Regions from separate parts of the Homo sapiens genome. Here all the other regions are linked to region 2. Evidence: chromatin contacts called from ENCODE Hi-C or POLR2A ChIA-PET data. All regions are on one chromosome and are shown on one strand. Each heading gives the region's core, a stretch centred on a gene start or an enhancer-like site at or near the end of the contact. The rest is flanking DNA. Distances are from core to core; before and after follow the strand shown.

Region 1 (2,910 bases), core at 100-2,599, 150 kb after region 2:
AAAAGAAGAGAAAGAGAGGAAGAAATAAAAGAAAGAAAAGAAAACAGAGGTGGGGGAAGGAATGATGGAGAAAAAGAAAATATGAAAGGAAAAATGAAAAAAAAGAAGGAAGGGAGGGAAGGAAAAAGAAAACAAGAACGAAAAAAGAGAAAGAAGAAAGAAGGGAGAGGAGGGAGTGAGGAGGGGAGGGAGAAGGGAAGAAGGAAGGGAGGAGGGGAGGAAGGAGGGAAGGAGGGGAGGGAGGAGGGAAGGAGGGGAGGAAGGAGGGGAGGGAGTAAGGGAGGAAGGAGGGAAGGAAGGAGGGGAAGAGGTAAGGGAGGAAGGAGGGGAGGAGGGAAGGAAGGAGGGGAGGAGGGAAGGAAGGAGGGGAGGAAAGGGGAGAAAGGAAGGAAGGGAGGAGGGGAGGGAGGAGGCAGGAGGGGAGGGAGGAGGGAAGGAGGGGAGGAAGAGGGGAGGAAGGAAGGAAGGAGGGAAGGAAGGAGGGGAGGAGGAGGCAGGAGGGGAGGGAGGAGGGAAGGAAGAAGGGGAGGAAGGAGGGGAGAAAGGAGGGAAGGAATGAAGGGAGGAGGGGAGGGAGGAGGAAGGAAGGAGGGAGGGAAGGCAGGCAAGTGAGGAGATTATCTGGAAAGATCACTGAGGGACCCTGAGGTAAATCTTTAACATGTCAGATATGTGTTGTTAAACAATCCTTCTTCTGGCTGGGGGCGGTGGCTCATGCCTGTAATCCTAGCACTTTGGGAGGCCAAGGCGGGTGGATCACGAGGTCAGGAGTTCAAGGCCAGCCTGGCCAACACAGTGAAACTCCGCCTCTACTAAAAATATAAAAACTAGTCGGGCGTGGTGGTGGGTGCCTGTAATCTCAGCTACTCGGCAGGCTGGGGCAAGAGAATTGCTTCAACCCGGAAGGTGGAGGTTGCAGTGAGCCAAGATCACACCACTGCACTCCAGCCTGGGTGACAGAGCAAGACTCCGTCTTGGGGGTAAAAAAAAGCTTCTTCCATTAAAATAAATGGGAGGATAGGAGCTGAGACAGAAGCCTTTCAGCCCGTGCTGCAGGCAGCCCCAGCCCCAGGCATCATTGCGGTGGGAGACTGTGACGCTGAGAGGTTTCTGCTCTGTTCCTCCAGGGTTCAGGCCTCGGAGGATGGTAAGTGGGCTCCCCTCAGCCCAGCCTCCTCCCTAGATGTCTCCATGTCGAGGTCTTTATTTTTATCTTAACACAAGGACCTGCTTTGTTTTGTTTTGTTTTGCACAGAGACTCACACAGGCTGGCTGTCAGGCCATGGCTATCCCTGCCTCTCTGCCTCCCTGCCCTGGCTGCAGGGCCAGCCCTGCTGCAGCTGCCGCCTGATTCCCTTCCTCACCACCCAGGGGAGCTGCTCCTTGGGACCTCCAGAATTCCTCTCCTCGGTTTGTGCCCAAGCACACCCTCAAATCGTTGACTGGAAGAGATGTGAGGGTGGTGAACTTTGCTGGAATTTGCCTGCCTGAAACTGTCTTTATTCTAGTTTTTTAAAAGCAAGCTTGGCTAGGCGTGGACTTCTAGGTTGCAAATGACCCTTGCTACGAGTTTGCAAGGGGCCGCTGCATTTCAGCCCAGCATCCCTGCCGCAGGCCTGATACTCCAGGCTTGATGTGCACATCAGTTAGGAATGACTTGGGTGGCAGATGACAGAAAACAGCCAACTCTAGCTTAAACAAACACACTTTCATTTGTTTTAAATCTCACACACAACAAAAGCTAGGATTTGGCCTGGCGTGGTGGCTCATGCCTGTAATCCCAGCACTTTGGGAGGTTCAGATGGGAGGCTCACTTGAGCCCAGGTGTTTGAGATCAGCCTGGGTAACGTGGTACGACCCAGTCTCTACCAAAAATACAAAAATAAGCTGGGCATGGTGGCACCTGCTGTCTTTATAAAACTCATATAAAGCTGGCGCCTATGGTCCCAGCTACTCGGGAGGCTGAGGTGGGAGAATAGCTTGAACCTAGGAGGTTGAGGCTGCAGTGAGCCGAGCTCTCACCACTGCACTCCAGCCTGGGCGACAGAGTCAGACCCTGTCTCAAAAAACAAAACAAAACAAAACAAAACTAGGGTTCATGCGAGAGCACCATGAGGTCACTGGAGCCTTTTCTATTTTTGCTCTGTCTTCCTTAATGGGTCGCTTCCTTACTCATGATCTCAAGACGGTTGCGGTGACTCCACCATCACATCCTGTGTCCTATGCAGGAAATGGGTGCAAGGGAAAAGATATGCTGAGCAAAATGGGCATGCTTTCAGCAAAGCTTTGCCTGCTTGCTGGAGAAGAGACCTTCTCGCTGTAGGAATTTATCATGACATCTCATCGTCCAAAAGGGTGTCAAGTGCCCACCATAGATTCTCCTACAGCCAAAGAAAAGCTGACCTATTTTTTTTCTCACTAGATTTCTTGGGCTTTATATTTCCAATTTTTATTGAAAATAATTACTTCACTGGCCATATTTTTGTTTTCAGTAGTTTACTTTTTTGTTTTATTGTTCCTTTTTCATAGATGATTTTCTTTTTCTTCTTCTTTTTCTTTTTAGACAGATTTCACTCATGTTGCCCAAGCTGGAGTGCAATGGCATGATGTCGGCTCACCACAACCTCCACCTCCCAGGTTCAAGTGATTCTCCTACCTCAGCCTCCCAAGTAGCTGGGATTACAGGCATGCACCACCATGCCTGACTAATTTTGTATTTGTAGTAGAGATGGGGTTTCTACATGTTGGTCAGGCTGGTCGCAAACTCCCAACCTCAGGTGATCCACCCGCCTCAGCCTCCCAAAGTGCTGGGATTACAGGCGTGAGCCACTGCGCCCAGCAGATGATTTTCTTTCTTTTCTCCTTCCTTCCTTCCTTCCTTTTCTTTTCTTCCCTTCTTCCCTTTTTTGA
Region 2 (2,705 bases), core at 102-2,601:
GAAAATGTTTTGCTTGCTATTCCAGATGGCTTCAAGTTTCGGAAAGAAATACACATAATAATAGATTGAGTCCCATGAGCCCCAGGGCTGAATACACACCCTAAAAATGAAAGGTGCACACCTTAGATATGCAGCACGTAGTTGAATCACAGAAAACCTACCACCTTTCTGTATATGTCTTAAAGTCAGGGGTTGCAAAGAGAGGCATTGACCCCTATGGAATGGAGCATGTGGTGTGAAATGTAATGAAATCCATTGATCAAGATGAGATCAAAGGTCACCATGAGCTGCTGTCACTAAAGTGCAGGCCTGAACCCGAGTGTCCTAGTGGGAGACAGGCTACAGAAGCATAGGAAGCAGAGGTCTTCACCCACATTCAAGGTAAATGGTACAGGCGTACTCCTGCACGTGGCTTCAGGGAGGAGGTATGTGACGTGCTGTGGACTGGTGGTGTGGGGACTGAAGAGGGGTCCCTGGGTATGTGTGGCGTCAGGCAGGAAGTTTGTGACATTCTGTGGAGTTCAGGACTGCTCTCCAGGGTCCCAGTAGAGAAGCACTCAGTGTGTTTAGTGGCCCTGCCATGTTGCCGACCTGGCTGCACCGTGGTGGCGAGCACTCCTGTGTTCCGCAGGCTGGTGTTTGTAAGTGGGTTCCTGCAATCTGTGCCGTTTGAGGTCAGAGGGCTATCACCTTTTCTGGGGGCCTCAACGTGCATTCAGGATTCAGGACTGATGGCGTCACCCTCCCTGCTCGGCTAGGAGGGCCCCCTTAGTTCAGGTCACCTGAGTGTGGGTTGTAGCCACAGCGAGCACCGTCTTTTCACTTGCACAGCTGCACCCGGCCCGTGGTGTTTTGAGTACCTGGGGCAGCCATCTTGCCATGTGGCACACACAGCACACAGTCCCACAGGGACCTGCTGCATGTGTGAGATGGACTGTTGCTCCTGTGGGGGACTGTTGTGCCACCTTTCCGTGCTCACTTTCACCCCCATGGGCAACCTGGCCTGTCCAGGTAAGTGCTGGTCTCATGGGGGCAGCTGTGCCTCCAGAGGGTGTTCTTGAAGAGGCTCCATGCAGGGGTTGGAGCGTGTGGTGCCCTGCCTGGTGCTATGTTAGCAAGAAGGCGGCGCCCCGTTTGATGGGAGCTCAGTAGTCTGTGGGGCACTTGTGGCTCTGAGGCCTTGCCTCTGCCTGCCGCCTGCTGCTGTTGTCCATGCGTAGGCACAGGGACTCTGTGCCAGCTTCCCTGTGTTTACTGCTCTCAGCTGGAAACTGTGGGCTCCCTGGAGGTGGAAACCATGACGGATGTCTCAGAAATCCCTGCCTCTGGGACGAGCGCTGGTGCACGTGTGGCCACAGGGTGGCAGCCTCGCGACACCGGATGGGCGCTTGTCAGGGAGGGACACCCGGGGCGGGGAGCCTTTCCAGAGACCTCTGCAGGGCTGCGTGCCAAGTGCACGTTTTATTTTATTCTAGACACTCGTCCTTGCGTTGAGGAGCACCCAGGACCGCACAATCACCCTCCTCACATGTCTCTGGGCCCTGTGGCTTCTGACAGCCTTCTGGAGGCTGGGCCAGGGCTTGCACAGCAGCCTCTGTCTCAGATTTTCTTGCAGTCGGCCTGGGCTGTGGTTTGGGAGGAAGGCCACAGGGTGAGGTTTCCTTCCCACACATCCTACCAAGGGACATGCACAGTATTTTCTTTTTCTTTTTATTTATTTTTTTCTTTTAGAGACAGGGCCTTGCCCTGTCATCCAGGCTGGAGTGCAGAGGTGCAATCATAGCTCACTGTAACTTCAATCTCCTGGGCCCAAGACATCCTCCTGCCTTGGCCTCTCAAGTAGCTGGGACTATAGGCACATATCACCATGCCCAGCTAATTTTTTTTTTTTTTAATTATGGGGTCTTGCCGTGTTGCCTAGGCTGGTCTTGAACTCCTGGGCTCAAGTGATCCTCTCACCTCAGCCTCCCAGAGTGCTGGGATTTCAGGCGTGAGCCTCTACCCTGCTGTGCACAGCGTATTTGAAGGCTGTTTGATCACTGAGATTTTTCTTTGTCACTCACTGCCTGTCTTGGGGGTAAGGCCTGCCTGGGCTTCCAGCTCCCTGATGACAGCCTTGCCTGTACCTCTGCTTCCCCGGGCCGTGTGTCTGTCTGCACAGCAGCACCAGCAGCAGGACAGGGCAGGAGGCAGGCGGATGCAGTGGGCAGTTAGTAAAGGACCAGAGCATTGGGGTGGCTGAGGTTGTCTCTGCAGTTCGTTAGTGCCAGGCGTCTTTTGAGGCAGGGAAGTTCCCACTGGAGCTGAAGCACCCAGGAGCCTGCTGTGGCACCGCGGGCTCGGGTTGGGCTGACTGGGGAGCCTGGGGGTACTGCATCAGCTGGCCTGGAGCCTATCAGAGGATGCCGCTCAGCCCCCACCTGCGCGTGCGTATTGGTTGAGTGGGAGATGGAGCACACAAGCTGCTGTCTCCTCCATTCAGCTCCCTACGCTGTCCTTACCTGTGCGCTAGCTTCACAGGCCCACTAGGCCCAGCAGAGGCCTTTCCTGGGTGACAGGTGAGTGTTGGAGGCCAGGGCTGAGGGAAGGGGCTTGCTGGAGACAGACAGGCTGGTGGCCCAGGTCCCCGCTCCCAGGCAGGTGCAGGCAGCCCCTCCTCAGCACTGGCAGTGAAGACAGAGCTGTGTCTTGCACAGGGGCCTGTG
Region 3 (2,878 bases), core at 219-2,718, 240 kb after region 2:
TGCAAACGCAGAACCAAGTTGTGAGTGGGGCACACTGTGGGAAGCAGCTGCCTCCATCAGCCAGCCAGTGACACACCTGGGGACATCTCAGCCACCCCCTCCCTGAGAAGCTGCACAGAAGCGGCCACATGCCCATCCCTGCCTCTCCATGCACCTCCCTCCCGCAACTCTGCAGCCGCACAGGAGGCCTAGCCCACAGGCTGGGCAGTGCAGTATCCCCAGAGAACACACCACGGATGAGTCTGGAGTTGCTTGGAGCTCTCAGAAGCTCCCGGAGCCTCCTTCCTCAATTCCAACGCGGTAACCAAGATTCCTGCTGAGCTTAGGTCACAGTGTGACTGCAGGAGGACCAGCCGCGATGGGAGAGTGCCTCTTAACCATCCCAGTTATCAGGTCCCCCGGGGGAGGCTGGGGACACTTCCCCTCTGCAAATTACAATCTCCCCAGGCGGCTCCCGGGGCAACACATGGATATGCAAATGACTGGGAGCTGGAGAGTTGACTGGTCACTGGGTGACCTTGGGCAAGTCACTTTCCCTCTCAGGTCTTCCCCTCTCCATCAGCAAACTCCTAAAGCTTAACTAAACAGTCAGAAATCCCTCTGTCGGAACAGGCTGCATAGCTCTGGGCAGACCTGGAGGTTGGTGGTCCCAGAACCTGGGGGCAGCACTGCGCTTCCCCACCGTCCCATCGCGTCAGGGGCTTCCACTGTTCTCTTCCCTGGTGGAGTGATGGGGAGAAAAATGGAGGGGTCAATCCCTGCGCCACAGAGAGAGTCCCACTCGTCCCCAGCTGTGACCCACAGACGCGTGGCTGCACCTTGGAGGTCCACCTGGCCGCTGTCCCCATTGCAGGCTGCACCCATCCCGGACCCTTTCTATCCGCCGAAGGCGCAGGCAGCTCTGGTCTCAGCGGAAGGAGTCCGGCCGCAGGCAGACGGGGCCAAAGGACGTGCACCCGACAACCGTCCGCTCCCTCCCCAAACCCCCGCCCCGAGAAGGTTGATGGATGAAGGGGAGCCCTAGCCCAGCCACCTCGGGGGCAAGAGACGGAGCTCGCCACAGACCAGGAGCGAGAGGGGGACTGCGGGTCCCACCGTGAGCGCAGGGCGCGCGGGGCTGGAAACCCAGGACGCGGCCCGGGAGCTCCAGGAGGGCGCCTGCGGATCGCGCGGCCCCGGGCCGGCCGCCTGCCCATCTGGCGCACCCCAGCGCGCCGCGCACACCTGGGGGCCCGCACACCAGCACGTCCTCAGACACACCGACACCCACGGCAGCAGGCGGGGGCCAACGCCGCCGCCGCGGTTCGGGCTCCCGTGGCCCCGCCTGCCCCTGCCTGCCCCGCCCGGGCCCCGGCCCCGGCGGGCGCCCCCCGCGGCGCTGCCCCGCCCCCGCCGCCCCGCGCCGCCCCGGGCCTCGGCCCGCAGCCCGGCCGCCGGCCCACCTGGCGCAGCGCCGCCCTCGGAGCCCGCGCACACCCGCGCACCCGCGGCCGCAGGAGGGCCCAGCGACGCCGCCGCGCCAGCTCCCAGGGCCCGGCCCCCCCCGGCGCTCACGCTCTCGGGGCGGACTCCCGGCCCTCCGCGCCCTCTCGCGCGGCGATGGCCCCACTCGGATACTTCTTACTCCTCTGCAGCCTGAAGCAGGCTCTGGGCAGCTACCCGATCTGGTGGTGAGTGAGCCTCCTCGCGTTCGCCCCTGCCCCTGTGCGCCGCGCCCGCAGCAGACGGTCCCCTCGGGCAGGGACCCCGCGGTGGCCCGAGCCCGCGCCCTTCTGCTCCAGCCCCGCGTGCGGGCCGCGGGCGGTTGGTTTTCCTTGACGGCCACTTTGGACCTGTTCAGGCCGCTGGGACGCGTGGGTGGCGGAGTTTCCGGAGACATTGATTCCCGAGCGGGGGAGTAGGGGAGGTTGCGGAGGTCCTAGCTGCCCCTGGCGTCGGACAGGGCGAGCAGTGGGCTGGGGAGAGGCTGAAAGAAGGTCGGCACGCACGGTCACCGAGGGGACAGGCAGCTCGAGGCCAGGGGACAGGCGAGGGAAGAGGGCCAGCGAGAGAGAATTCGCCGGAGACTTTCCTCAAAAACCGTATCTTACACACAAACACACACACACGTTTTAAAACAAAGTCGATGAGACAAGACTGAACAGCTCGGAGCAGCGTGGTTACGTAAAGAAAGCTGGGACCCGGCGGGGAGTGGCGCAGAGCCGGCGGCGGGGCGCACTGGGGGCCGGCCCTGGGCCCCGCGCGCCTCCCCGCCGCAGTCCGGGCACGGGGGTTTCCAGGGGCCCTCTCTGCGAGCCCTCCGCATGGGTCCACCTGGCAATGAGGGGCTGCTGTAGAGAGAGTTAAGGGTGAGTTAAGCACGGGGTGTGAGGGGCTCCAGGACCCTCAATCAGAAAGCGCTGTGCTGCGCCCTCCACACCAGAAAAGGCGCGTTCCGTGAGACCCTCCCCAGCCTGGCGATGGAAGTGCAGATAAACCAAAGGAAGGGTCCCGAAAGGTCTCTCTCAGGCCTCCCACCTCCACTGCACATATCCTGTGGGAGGGGGAACGGTGGCCACACTTTCGCCAGGGCTTGTGATCCCTCAGAGCCCTCACCAAGCAAGGATCACCCCAGTTCCGAATTAAGGGCGCTCTGAGATGCCCAAGATTGAGGAACACAAGTGGGAGGAATGTGGGCGCGCAGGGCCGGGCGCAGCGCTGGTAGGACCCACAGTTGGAGAGAAGCCTCCCCACAAGCATGCACACTCCCCCCCATCCTTCTCCGACGGCAGCCTGGAATTATAATAATTACGCCGAGGGGAAGGGGGGAGACCCAGCGAGCCGAGGTACATCTAATCCGATAATAATTTTTCTCTTCGAGATGGTTCAGGAGCGGGGG

The links. Hi-C counts contacts between places; a loop is a spot of excess contacts on that map. ChIA-PET counts read pairs that join two places held with the same protein, here RNA polymerase II (POLR2A). Pooled maps may share reads with other maps.
Region 1: a loop to region 2 is called in a map with no recorded cell type, with 8 times the contacts of the local background. The contact joins two enhancer-like sites. A Hi-C loop is called at or near these places in 1 of 37 single-sample maps with no recorded cell type and 8 of 50 pooled maps. POLR2A ChIA-PET finds 5 or more read pairs at or near these places in 2 of 52 experiments (MCF 10A and activated CD4-positive, alpha-beta T cell).
Region 3: a pooled map shows a loop between it and region 2 (3-fold over the local background). The contact joins the promoter of WNT3A here to the enhancer-like site in region 2. A Hi-C loop is called at or near these places in 1 of 168 maps with a recorded cell type or tissue (PC-9) and 9 of 50 pooled maps. POLR2A ChIA-PET finds 5 or more read pairs at or near these places in 2 of 52 experiments (AG04450 and MCF 10A).

What each region holds. Positions count from the first base shown.
Region 1 is chr1:227,909,381-227,912,290 of GRCh38, forward strand. No RefSeq gene overlaps it. Among named protein-coding and RNA genes, the nearest start is that of MIR5008, 31 kb to the right of the region's middle. Within about 2 kb of position 1,350, at least 2 of the 41 ENCODE cell types and tissues checked have a DNase peak (open chromatin) inside an H3K27ac peak, as active enhancers do.
Region 2 is chr1:227,761,245-227,763,949 of GRCh38, forward strand. All of the region lies in intron 3 of SNAP47 (synaptosome associated protein 47), which reads left to right. Among named protein-coding and RNA genes, the nearest start is that of SNAP47, 27 kb to the left of the region's middle. RefSeq lists enhancers at 224-974, 1,158-1,307, 1,628-1,717. Within about 2 kb of position 1,352, at least 14 of the 41 ENCODE cell types and tissues checked have a DNase peak (open chromatin) inside an H3K27ac peak, as active enhancers do.
Region 3 is chr1:228,005,530-228,008,407 of GRCh38, forward strand. It overlaps WNT3A (Wnt family member 3A), which reads left to right and starts at 1,469. Exons shown (of 4, transcript NM_033131.4): 1 at 1,469-1,670. The coding sequence starts at 1,600.